Regions from separate parts of the Homo sapiens genome. Here region 1 is linked to region 2. A link is a contact called in ENCODE Hi-C data. All regions are on one chromosome and are shown on one strand. The core of a region is the stretch at or near the end of the contact, and the rest is flanking DNA. Distances in the headings are between cores, read along the strand shown. Region 1 holds the start of ZNF425 (zinc finger protein 425). Region 2 holds the start of RHEB (Ras homolog, mTORC1 binding).

Region 1 (6,211 bases), core at 3,689-6,188, 2.4 Mb after region 2:
AATAAGAATTTTTTGTATCATTAGCAACTAGGGAAATCCAAATAAAAACTACATTGAGATACCCCTACACTGAAACAGACCCAATTGCCCTATAGAACTGATGTTTATGGTTTCTTTGAATAAACACAGTAACTGATCCTTTTAGTCTTAAAACTTGAGACAGTTACATTTGTCTTATCTGAGTTCCTTTCTCAGGAAAGCAACCATCAGGCCTCCCAGATAGTATTAACCAGTTGAAACTCACAGGATCACTGAATTTGGACAATGAAAGTCAGACCCCTCACCCATCATGATTGCCTAACCCACCACCTGCTTCCTGTTGACCAAACCCTCTTCCTTACCCCTAACCAATTCATGTTTTTCCACATATGGTTACATTTCCTCCCAGCAATAGAAGCCGCTCATTTTAGCCTGTCAGGGAGATGGATTTGAGACTGATCTCCCATCTCCCATCTCCCATCTCCTCAGCAGTAACACCCAATTAAAGCCTTCTTCGTTGGCAACACTTGTTGTTGTCATGATTGGCTTTCTGAGCCACAAACAGCAGCACCTAGACCAAACCCCTGGTGTTTCAGCAACACCACCATTGATTAGAATGTCTAACGGTTTTTTTAAATGCTAAAAATACCAAATAAAGAACGTGGGCCAACTGAACTCTCATGCGTTCACAAGGGGAACACATAATAGTACAGTCACTCTTAAAAATGGTTTGCTAGTTCCTTGTAAAATTAAATATACATATTTACCGTGACTCAGCAGTCCCACTCCTGGGTATCTACCTTAAAGAAATAAAAATTTATTTTCACACAAAAACCTGTATGCAAATGTTTATAGCAGCTCTATTCAGAATTCCAAAACTTGGAAAAGGCTGGGCACAGTTGCTCATTCCTGTCATCCCAGCACTTTGGGAGGCCAAGGCAGGCGGATCACTTGAGGTTAGGAGTTTGAAACCAGCCTGGCCAACATGGTGAAACCCCTTCTCTACTAAAAATACAAAAATTAGCCAGGTGGGGTGGTGTGCACCTGTAATCCCACCTACTCAGGAGGCTGAGGTGGGGGAGTCGCTTGAACCCCAGAGGTGGAGGTTGCAGTGAGCCGAGATCATGCCACTGCACTCCAGCCTGGGCAACAGAGTGAGACTCCATCTCAAAAATAAATAAATAGGCCGGGTGCAGTGGCTCATGCCTGTAATCTCAGTACTTTGGGAGGCTGAGGCAGGCAGATCACCTGAGGTTGGGAGTTCGAGACCAGCCTGACCAACATGGAGAAACCCCGTCTCTACCAAAAATACAAAATAGCCAGGCGTGGTGGCACATGCCTGTAATCCCAGTTACTAGGGAGGCTGAGGCAGGAGAATCGCTTGAACCTGGGAGGCGGAGGTTGCGGTGAGCTGAGATTACTCCATTGCACTCCAGACTGGGCAACAAGAGCAAAACTCCATCTCAAAAAATAAATAAATAAATAAACAAATAAGTATAAAAAATAATAAAACGGAAAAAATACAAATATCCTTCAATGGATAAATACTCTTCAGTATATCATAACATGGAATACTATCAGCAATTAAAATAAAACTGTTGTAGGCCAGGCGCAGTGGCTCATGCCTGTAATCCCAGCGCTTTGGGAGGCCGAGGTGGGTGGATCACCTGAGGTCAGGAGTTGGAGAACAGCCTGACCAATATGGTGAAACCCTGTGTCTACTAGAAATATAAAAATTACCTGGGTGTGGTGGGATGCACCTGTAGTCCCAGCTACTCGGGAGGCTGAAACAGGAGAATCATTTGAACCTGGGAGGTGGAGGTTGCAGTGAGCCAAGATCGAGCCACTGCACTCTAGCCTGGGCAACAGAGCAAGACTCCGTCTCAAAAAAATAACAATAAAAAATAAATAAAATAAACTGTTTTCACACACAATGATATGGATACCAACTAAATTGTGACCTTTTTTCCTTTCTTGTCCAAATTTCTAACTAAGGGACATAGGAAATCATGCCCTACAAACTATAAAAATCTCACCAGAAGGGTTTTATTTAACCCTATATAACCGCTTAGTTTCCAACCTGACTCTGGCATAACATTGCATGACAAAGAAGGAAATCAAAATATTTTATCCCCAAATATGCTTCTTTGCAGTATATATTATATATTTATATGAAAATATAGGGCCAGGCACAGTGGCTCATGCCTGTAATCCCAGCACTTTGGGAGGCCGAGGTAGGTGGATCACGAGGTCAAGAGTTGAAGACTAGCCTGGCCAACATGGTGAAACCCCATCTCTACTAAGAATACAAAAATTAGCCCAATGTGGTGGCACATACCTGTAATCCCAACTACTTGGGAGGCTGAGGCAGGAGAATCGCTTGAACCTGGGAGGCGGAGGTTGCAGTGAGCCAAGATCACACCACTCTACTCCAGCCTAGGCAACAGAGCAAGACTACGTCTGGAAAAAACCCAACAAACAAACAATATATATATATATATAATTTTATTTTATTTTATTTTATTTTTTTGAGACAGAGTCTCCCTCTGTCTTCCTCTCTCACCCAGGCTGTAGTGTCAGCACAATCTGTGCTCACTGCAACCTTCGCCTCCCAGGCTCAAGTAATCCTCCCACCTCTGCCTCCCAAATAGCTGAGATTAACGTCTTTGCCACTGTGCTGACAAAATCTTGTATTTTCTGTAGAGATGGGGTTTCGCCATGTTGCCCAGGCTGGTCTTCAACTCCTGTGCTCAGGCAATCCTACTGCCTCAGCCTCCCAAAGTGCTGGGATTACAGACGTGAGCTACTGCGCCCGGCCAGAGAATCTAGCACCTTTTAAAGGTTTAAATAGGAAATTTTTGCCATCTAAAGACAGTCACTATGAGACATCCTAAGAATCTTGGTCTCCACAACCCCTTATCTTAACCCAGACACTCCTTTCTATGAACCTGGTCTTCAGATAGCCAATTGCCAATCAGAAAATCGCTGAATCCGCCTGTGACCTGTAAGCACCGCTTGGAGTTGTCCCGCCTTTCCTGACAGAACCAGTGTACACTTTACATGTATTGACTGATGTCTTAAGTCTTCCCAAAACGTGTAAAATCAAGCTGTAACCCAACCACCTTGGATACATGTTCTTAGGACCTCTTCAGACAGTACCTTGGCCTTCCTCACTCATATTTGGCTCAGAATAAACTTCTAAATATTTTACAGTTTGACTCTTCGTAAACATGGATGAATCACAAAAGCATTACGCTTTTGAGGAGCCAGTCACAAAAGGTTATATCATACTGTATGATTCCATTTATATACCATTTCTAAAAAGAGAAAACTAGGTTTCAAGAGCAGATCAGTCCTTGCCAAGGATCCAGGTGTCGGAGGGAGTGACCATAAAGCAAATGAAGCACAGAAGAGAATGGCAGCACAAGGAGTTTCAGGGTGGGACAGGGCTCTTCCGTATCCTGGTTACAGTGGTTACTACACGTATACATACATATGTGAAAATTCATAGAACTTTACACCCAAAGAAACGTTAGTTTTTTTGTTTGTTTGTTTTTGGTTTTTTTGAGATGGAGTCTCCCTCTGTCGCCCAGGCTGGAGTGCAGTGGCGCGATCTCGGCTCACTGCAAGCTCCGCCTCCCGGGTTCACGCCACTCTCCCGACTCAGCCTCCCTAGGAGCTGGGACTACAGGCGCCCGCCACAACGCTCGGCTATTTTTTTTTTTTTTTTTTTTGTATTTTTAGTAGAGACGGGGTTTCGCCGTTAGCCAGGATGGTCTCGCTCTCCTGACCTCGTGATCCGCCCGCCTCCGCCTCCCAAAGTGCTGGGATTACAGGCGTGAGGCACCGCGCCCATCCGAAACGTTAGTTTTAATGTAAGGTTTTTTTTTTTTAACCCTTTAATCAGTAAGGTGCATCTACATTTCACGATTCCGGGACAAATACAGATGTGCACACGCTCCTCAGCCTATGCAGGGACTACTTTCTCATGGACATCCTTTCTAACTACACACTTTTCATTTGTTACTTTAGCCTGACACCTAAAACATGACTAGGACAGAATGCGAGGTTGATTTTCTGGGGACAGTCGCCACCCCCTTCCTTGCCCTCTCTCTCCTTTCTGTCTCTCCCTGGTTTCCCCTTCTGCGTCTTCCCACCTCTCCCGTTTTTGCGTCTTCGTGTTTCTCACGCCCTGTGTCATGGCCTCCTCCGTCTTCTCCCGCTCTGTCACAGTCTCCCGCCGGGGGCTAGGGGTGCCCGGCCCGCATCCCTGGGCGACCCTGAGTCCCCGCAGGCGGCCCCGAGGCCGGGGTGGCTTCCGCATGGGGTCTCTGCCCGAGGCCTTTCTCTGCCAAGGAGGGAGTGTGGACGCTCGGGGAGCCCAGAAGGGCGCTGCACCCACGGGGACCGGACGTGGTGGGCGGACCCCTCCTCCGCGTCCCCGACGGGACATGCCCGGGGCCCACACGGCCTCCGCGCCCCCGGCGGGACGGACACCCCGGGCCACCGCGCGCCCCCCACCACCTACCCGGCCTCGCTGGATTCCCGGGACCCCCTCACAAACGAAACCCTCGAGCTCATCCCTGACTTGGGGGCAGCTTTGGAAGGAACAGCACCGGACTCTCACCCTCTCGCTGCCTCTCAGTCCGGGTTTCTGTGGAGCGCGTCTCCCAGTCGCTGTCCCTACTCTCTCCCTGTTCCTGCTCTCTCCATGTTCACCTGCCCCTCCGTTTCCCCTCCCGTCAGCTCCCTCATCTCGTCTTCGACCGCATCCCTCGCATGCAGATCCGGGAGTCCAAGGGTCCCTCAAAGACCGGCGTGCTGCGGCCCGCACGGAGGGTGCCCGGGCCCCTCCTCTGAGGACCGACTCCCTCTGGCGGCGCCGCTCCTCCCGCCCGCAGGGGGCGCTATGGGGCGGAGCGGCTTCCGCTTCCGAGCGCCGAGTCCCAGCATGCACCGCGCCCGGCCGGCTCTGCCTTTGGGGGCCAGCAGGGCTGTACCTGGGAGTTGGGTTGGGGCGGAGCGGAGGGGAGGCCGTGCCAGGCAGGGCCGGTTCGTGCGGAACCGCCATGGCCGAGCCGGCTTCGGTAAGAAGGGCCGGTGGAGGATGCAGGCTCTGTCGAAACTCGGGTCCCTGTCGCAGCTGGATTGGGGTCCGCGTCCAGGGAGTGGGGCGGCCGGGGCCTGGGCCTGGGGGTTGGCAGTGGCCCACGGACTGAGCTCCGGGCTGGGCTGGAGAAGGTGCAGTCTTGCTGCGTGTGCTGTTCTGGAATTGACCTGGGGAAAAGCTGGTCTGGCCGGGCTTGGCCGCGCGCGTCTGTGGCCCCGGCCACTCGGAAGGCTGAGGCGGGAGCAGCGCTTGAGCCCGGGAGCTCTGCGCTGTATATGCGCTAGGTCCGTCGCGCGGTGCCTCTGAGTTCTGCATCTGTGTGGTGACCTCTCGGGAGCGGGGACCACCAGGTTCCCCAGGGAGGGGGAACCGGCCCAGCTCGGAAACCGAGCAGGGCAAAACCCCAGTGCTGATCGTTAGTGGGATCGCGCCTGTGAATAGCCACTGCCCTCCAGCCTGGGCAACAGCCAGACCCCGTCTGTTTAATACATAAATAAAAGTTGGTTTGGGAGAAAGAATCCGGGTGGGAAAGATCTGTTTCTCGGCCTGTTGTAGGCTCAGATCAACAACGCTGTCCCTGCCTTCAGTGTCGGGGCTCTGAACCTCGGGGTCTCTCTGGGGCCCGTGCTCTCCTGCTGAAGGTAGTTTCAGAGAAGCACATCAGTGTTAAGCAGATGAGAAAAAGGAGAAGGAAAGCTGGAACTGAGAGAAATTGGAGACCGCTCCCTCTAGGAAAGGACAGAAAACTTAAAATGAATTGGGTGGTTAGCGTAAATCGAATTTACCGTAAATGCTGTAGTATTGTAATGTAGTATTGAAAATTTGAGCACCGGTTTTAGAGTTTGAAAGGCGTATCCTGAGGCTTAATCCAAGAAACCCTGTTACATTCAGTTAAGTATAACTTGCTTAAGTGTGCAAGTTTTTCTTGTGCCCCCAATGAAATTTTATAATCTTAGGAATGTAATGCTCCTTATTTGCATTTGATTCTTCCCTTTTGCTTCCCACTCCTTTTCCCCACCCTCCTTTGGCAGGTACAGATTCTTTTCTGATTTCTCCAAGCTTTGTTTCTACAGCCAGGCTTTCTTTTTTTCTCTCCTCTTTAAGTGATTGGGAATCTCCTGG
Region 2 (5,802 bases), core at 1,229-3,728:
TTTTGTATTTCTTTGTAGAAACAGCTTTTCTCCATGTTCCCCAGGCTGGCTAAGTCACTTTTCAAACCAAACAAATTCTCCCCACTCTAGAATAAAGGAATCTTCTAAACCTTTGGATCCTACATTAAAGGGCTTGAAGACAGCAACTGGAAAACTTTTTTTTTTTTTTTTTTGAGACAGAGTCTCACTGTTTTGCCCAGGCTGGAGTGCAGTGGCGCTATCTGAGTTCACTGCAACCTCGCCTTCCAGTTTCAAGCAATTCTCCTGCCTCAGCCTCCTGAGTAGCTAGGATTACAGGCATGTGCCACCACGCCTGGCTAATTTTTGTATTTTTAGTAAAGACGGGGTTTCACCATGTTGGCCAGGCTGGTCTGGAACTCCTGACCTCGTGATCCGCCTGCCTCGACCTCCCAAAGTGCTGGGATTACAGGTGTGAACCACCGCGCCCAGCCTGGAAAACTTTTTGAATGAATTTGTCCTTTACAACTGTGCTTCACATCTGGATTACCAATATTCTCAGGCTAGGGCAGTGCTTTCAAACTTTTTGAAGCAACCCACTGTAAGAAACTTTACAATGAGGCCGGGCACGGTGGCTCACGCCTGTAATCCCAGCACTTTGGGAGGCCGAGGCGGGCGGGTCATGAGGTCGAGAGGTCGAGACCATCCTGGCCAGTATGGTGAAACCCTATCTCTACTAAAAATACAAAAATTAGCCAGGCGTCGTGGCGGGCGCCTGTGGTCCCAGCTACTCGGGAGGCTGAGGCAGGAGAATGGCGCGAACCCGGAAGGCGGAGCTTGCAGTGAGCCGAGATTGCGCCACTGCACTCCAGCCTGGGCGACAGAGAGAGACTCCGTCTCAAAAAAAAAAAAGAAAGAAACTACAGTAAATCCCAACATGCAATAATACATATATAGCATATCTATAAACATATATATCTACACGTGCACTTACACAAACTTACCCTTACTCATTTTTTTAACTCACCACTGTACTAATGAGGACACATACTTACCCTTACTATGCATAACGCAGTTTTCTATTCTGTTCTATTTTTTTTAAAAAAAGGTAAAACTAAACTGATTTTATAATGCAAGGAATTTAGTAGCATCTGTTCAAAAACACCGTGGTGAGGGTATCCGAATCCACAGGATAAAAACGACACATTTTACAGGAGAGTGCATTTTAAGACCTTTATTTTAAAATACTTAAAATAACTATAGCGTAAACCTCAACATTTCATGGAAACATAGAACTTCCAGACATTGATCACTTCTGGCTGGCTGCCTGGGGCTTCCATCTGTAGATCCCCGAGGACAAGAATGCACACCCCAGCCCCTCATCGGAGTGCTTCCGTGGGAAAGCTGGAGGGAGTCGCTCTTGGGTTGGGTGTTCCAAGTCGACTCCAGTCACCTCTAAACCTTCCTACGCTGGAATACAAGGCCTGCCACTCAGCTTCCCCTGGCTTCATTCCTCCCCACCGATCACTGGCAAAGGGCGAAGGGCCATGCCCGGCCTCTGCAGGTCCCCACTGCCAAACAGCCTGGGCAGAATAGGGGCGGGTTCCCCGGCGCGGCGGAGTCTCTGCTAACTCGGCAAGTGCCAAGCCCTCCAGCAGCCACCACGCCGGGCCTGCCTGCAGGCTGGTCCCTCAACGGCACCTGCGTTCCCGGCCGGGCTTCCCTTCCCGCGCCCCTCTGCACTGCACCCCTGGGAAGGCTGTGCCCACACCACGGTCTCCGCCCGTCCACACCGCGGCCCGAGGCGTTCCTGGCACCCGGCTCGGGCCTGCCCGCCGCACCAGCCGCCCCGGTGCTGGCGGAGAACCGGCTTCCCGCCCCGGCGCTGTTCCAGGAGGTGCGCCGAGCTCCGCGCGAAGCGAAGCGGACACCAGAACTGACGAGGCTCGCCCTGTTTTTAATGAAATTCCTAACACTTTGAATTAACGCAGACTCCATGCTTCCCACAGTCCTTCGGCCGTCGGTGACGCTTAGTCACCACTACATCCTCAAACCCAGACACGAACGCTAACGCAGCTCAAGGAGAATTTTCAAAAAACCCCGAGGGAGGAGCCAGCCCACCCGCCCAGGCCACGCGCCTCGCGCCCTTCACGGGCTCAGCGGGCGCGAACCCGCCAACCGCTTAGCGTTTCGCCAATCACCGCACCTCCCACCTATTGCCCCGCCCTGCGCTCCGTTCTGGCCAATCACCAGGGAGCCACCGTTTGTCTCTCCGCCTCTCCCGCCCGCCCCTAACCGGTTGGAAGTTTGAAGCCTTCAAACCTAGCCGGCGCCCAACAGCGCGGTAGCAGCGAGGTGTATTTTTAGCTCCCGGGCGGGCAGCCCCGCCCCCCCCTCCCCGCCTCCTTGTTTCCCCCAATGGGAGATGGAGTTTCCGACACGTCATCGCGCGGCTGTGCAGGAGCTGTCCAATCGGCGCTCGGGGAGAATGGCGTAATTAAAAAGCGGCGGAAGAAGGTGGGAGGGTCATGACGCAGCGAGTTTCAGTCGTGACTTTTCTGGGGGCATCGCGGCGTCCCCTTTTTTTGCCTTTAAAGTAAAACGTCGCCCCGACGCACCCCCCGCGTATTTCGGGGGGCGGAGGCGGCGGGCCACGGCGCGAAGAGGGGCGGTGCTGACGCCGGCCGGTCACGTGGGCGTGTTGTGGGGGGGAGGGGCGCCGCCGCGCGGTCGGTTCCGGGCGGTTGGGAGCGCGCGAGCTAGCGAGCGAGAGGCAGCCGCGCCCGCCGCCGCCCCTGCTCTGTATGCCGCTCTCTCCCGGCGCGGCCGCCGCCGATCACAGCAGCAGGAGCCACCGCCGCCGCGGTTGATGTGGTTGGGCCGGGGCTGAGGAGGCCGCCAAGATGCCGCAGTCCAAGTCCCGGAAGATCGCGATCCTGGGCTACCGGTCTGTGGGTGAGTGGCCGGTGGCCGCGCGGCCTCCTCGCGCCGCCGGGGCCTCGCCTGGGAGCCGGGTCGCGGCCGGGCCTGCGAAGTTTGGAGCCGGCGCGGCCATGTGGCGGGGCGGGCGGGGGCCGCGCGTTTCGTAACCACCATTCTGAGCGGAGGTGGTGGCGGTCGGGGCGGCGTCCGCGCCGGTGGAGGAGCCGCGGTAGCTGGGCGCCCTCCGCGGGCCGGGCGGGCAGGTGGCGGCCGGGCGGAGGGCGTGGGAGGCGCGGGGCGGGGGCCGTCGGCCGCCGAGGAGTCCGGGTCTCGTCTGGGGAAGTGAGGCGGCGCCGGGGAGCCGCGCTAGAGGCTGCCGCGAGGGAGTCACACCTGCCTCCCCGCCTTCGCCGCGGGCGCGCGTGACCGGGGCTGGCGGTCTCCCCCACCCCGCCCCCGATGTAAGGAAAAGAAAGTCCGTGGGATTTTAACAAAGGAAGCAGCGCCTCGGCTTCATTCCATCTGTGGTGAAGTTTACCCTTGTAAAGAAAACTAGGGATTTAGAGGACGTTTGGGCACTGAACGCAAGTTTTCTGCATAGGAAACCTAGGCGATCCCCCAAAAGAGGTCCCTCTGGAGGCCCTCGAGATGCTGCTGGCGGCCTGGGTAGGAAGACAGAGAAAAAGGAATGTCTGATCTCTCGGTGCCCTATTTTTGTTCGGGAAGGAATAAGGTCAGGTACTTGCAACCAGGCTGTTGAAGTAATTCCAAAGTCTTTTTGTTTTCTTTTTCTTCCCCCAAAAGGTTGACATACATTTGAAACAGTTCCTAGCAGTCGCCTTATTGCTGAATAAGGTGGCTTAGGGTCGGGTTGGGGGGCGGACGGGGTGTTACAGAACGAGCGGTTTTCTGGCCTGTGTGAAACCAGAGCGATTGAACTTAGACACGCTTCAGGGTGAGGCTGTATTGTCTCCCGACATCCGGAAGCCTGGAGAAATTAGTTCATCTTTTCGGGCTGTTTTGAAGTAACTGTCTATAGAAGGCGTGCACCGGGCCACAGTTGAGGGGATGGGGAGGTGAAAGCGAGGGTTCCGAGGCTCCCGTGATTGCGGAACGGGGTGACTATCTGTCATGGGAAGCTTGTACCTGCCTGCCGCTCACTGGATGCACTCCCCAACTGCGCTTTCCACCGCCTGTGCCAGGGTCTGTGCTCTTTGACCAAGATCAGCCACTGCATGCTTACTCATCCTTTTACCACCTCTCCGTCGAGAGCCGGGGGGAAATTAAGGGCTGAAAGAAGCTTGGCTAGAGATGCGGGGTGCCTAGAGTCGTAGGGGAACTCTTGTGCGATGCGGTGCTGAATCCGAGGGGATGCATAGGTGGCAGCTTTAACAGCTGCAGCCAGGAAGTAACCATGAATCAAATGGAGGGGTTCAAAGTCACTAATTGTTCAAATATCAACATGGAACCTGGGATCCAGCCTTTATTGGCAGCCTGAATCCATGCTCTTGTCTCTGTTCTCTTGATTTCCTCCTCTGCATTTTGAGGAGTTGGGACCGCGAGGTGTTCTGGCTCTTGGGTGAGCCTTCCCTAGTCAGTCAAGTAAGTACTTATTGGCAACTATTTGGAAATAGTAGTCCCTGAATAATCACGTTATAGGCAACAAGTACCTCGGCTACCTGATTTCAACCCAAGAGAATGACCTAAAGATCTTGACTGATTTACCCTTTTCAAATGTCGAAATGGTAGCTCTAGTCTTTGGTGAGCAGGGCTAGTTTTATCACTTTTTTTTTTTTTTTTTTGGCTACAGAAGTTCCTTATGTCCAGTTGAAATCCATTCTGTTTTATCTTCCCTCTATTCAGCGTCCTCCTGAGGACGGAGATGTGACAGGCCACCCCTTAGCCTTGTCCTCACAAACTGTTGCTTGTTAAATACTGTGCTAACTTAGTCTCCGGTGGGATACAGGGTCACTTTTAGTCCCTATTTTCTGTCTTCAGTATTTCATATTTCTGCAACCTACCCCACTTCTCCATATTTATTTTCAAGCGTAGTCATATTAAACGATTTTGGAGAGGTTAAGTTGCTCCCAATCTTGTATTTGATTTTTTTTTTTTTTTTTTTCCGAGACGGAGTTTCGCTCTTGTGACCCAGGCTGGAGTGCAATGGCGCGATCTCGGCTCACTGCATCCTCCACGCCCCGGACTCAAGCGATTCTCCTGCCTCAGCCTCCAGAGTAGCTGGCACTACAGGCGTGCACCACTATGCCCGGCTAATTTTGTATTTTTAGTAGAGACGGGTTTCACCACTTGGCCAAACGTCAGGCTTGTCTCAAACGCCTGACCTCAGGTGGTCCTCCCACCTTGGCCTCCCAAAGTGCTGGGATTATAGGCGTGAGCCACCATGCCCAGCCGCATTTGATTTTAAAGTGTATTATGAGCCAGGATATTTTGTAGTATGTGGGGTCTTTTTTAGGGGAAGGAGATTAGGTTTTGCCAGCAGGTTTCTTCTAGTAAGCCACCCTTTTGAGAATTACTCAGCATGCTCACTTCTGGGAGCTTACTGGCATGTTTGCTTGCAAATGGTGGTGCTGTACCAGAGAAATTTGAGTACCTGTGTTTCTAGATTGTGGTATTTTGTGATGCTGAGCTGTTTGTCCTATATTCTGGGGGTAGAGCCACATAAAAAGCCTCCACACCTTTCTTAGAATGTTCTCTTGATTAAATACATTAAGCCAGTTTGACTAGTAGGATACTTGTCATTGTGATTTGTCATGCCACAAACTTTATTTTTAAAGTTGTCTTCAGATAAAACAAAAAAGTGCTATGTTTGTTTAACTAGTTGGCTTTCTTTTTTTTTTTTTTTTTTTTTTGTGACAGAGTCTCACTCTATCACCCAGGCTGGAGTGCAGTGGCGGGATCTGG

What was found. Hi-C counts contacts between places; a loop is a spot of excess contacts on that map. Pooled maps may share reads with other maps.
Region 1: a loop to region 2 is called in a map of naive thymus-derived CD4-positive, alpha-beta T cell, with 36 times the contacts of the local background. The contact joins the promoter of ZNF425 here to the promoter of RHEB in region 2. A Hi-C loop is called at or near these places in 1 of 168 maps with a recorded cell type or tissue (naive thymus-derived CD4-positive, alpha-beta T cell), 1 of 37 single-sample maps with no recorded cell type and 7 of 50 pooled maps.

The regions. Positions count from the first base shown.
Region 1 is chr7:149,125,051-149,131,261 of GRCh38, reverse strand. ZNF425 (zinc finger protein 425) reads left to right here and starts at 4,938. Exons shown (of 4, transcript NM_001001661.3): 1 at 4,938-5,066. The coding sequence starts at 5,049. It also overlaps the pseudogene RN7SL521P and a transcript of ZNF398 not described here. RefSeq lists enhancers at 3,959-4,008, 4,672-5,223, 5,224-5,775, 6,023-6,211 and silencers at 4,169-4,608, 5,340-5,513.
Region 2 is chr7:151,516,571-151,522,372 of GRCh38, reverse strand. It overlaps RHEB (Ras homolog, mTORC1 binding), which reads left to right and starts at 2,478. Exons shown (of 8, transcript NM_005614.4): 1 at 2,478-2,913. The coding sequence starts at 2,862. RefSeq lists silencers at 2,028-2,077, 2,118-2,467, 2,638-2,797, 2,968-3,087, 2,798-3,227 and 1 more and an enhancer at 4,298-4,347.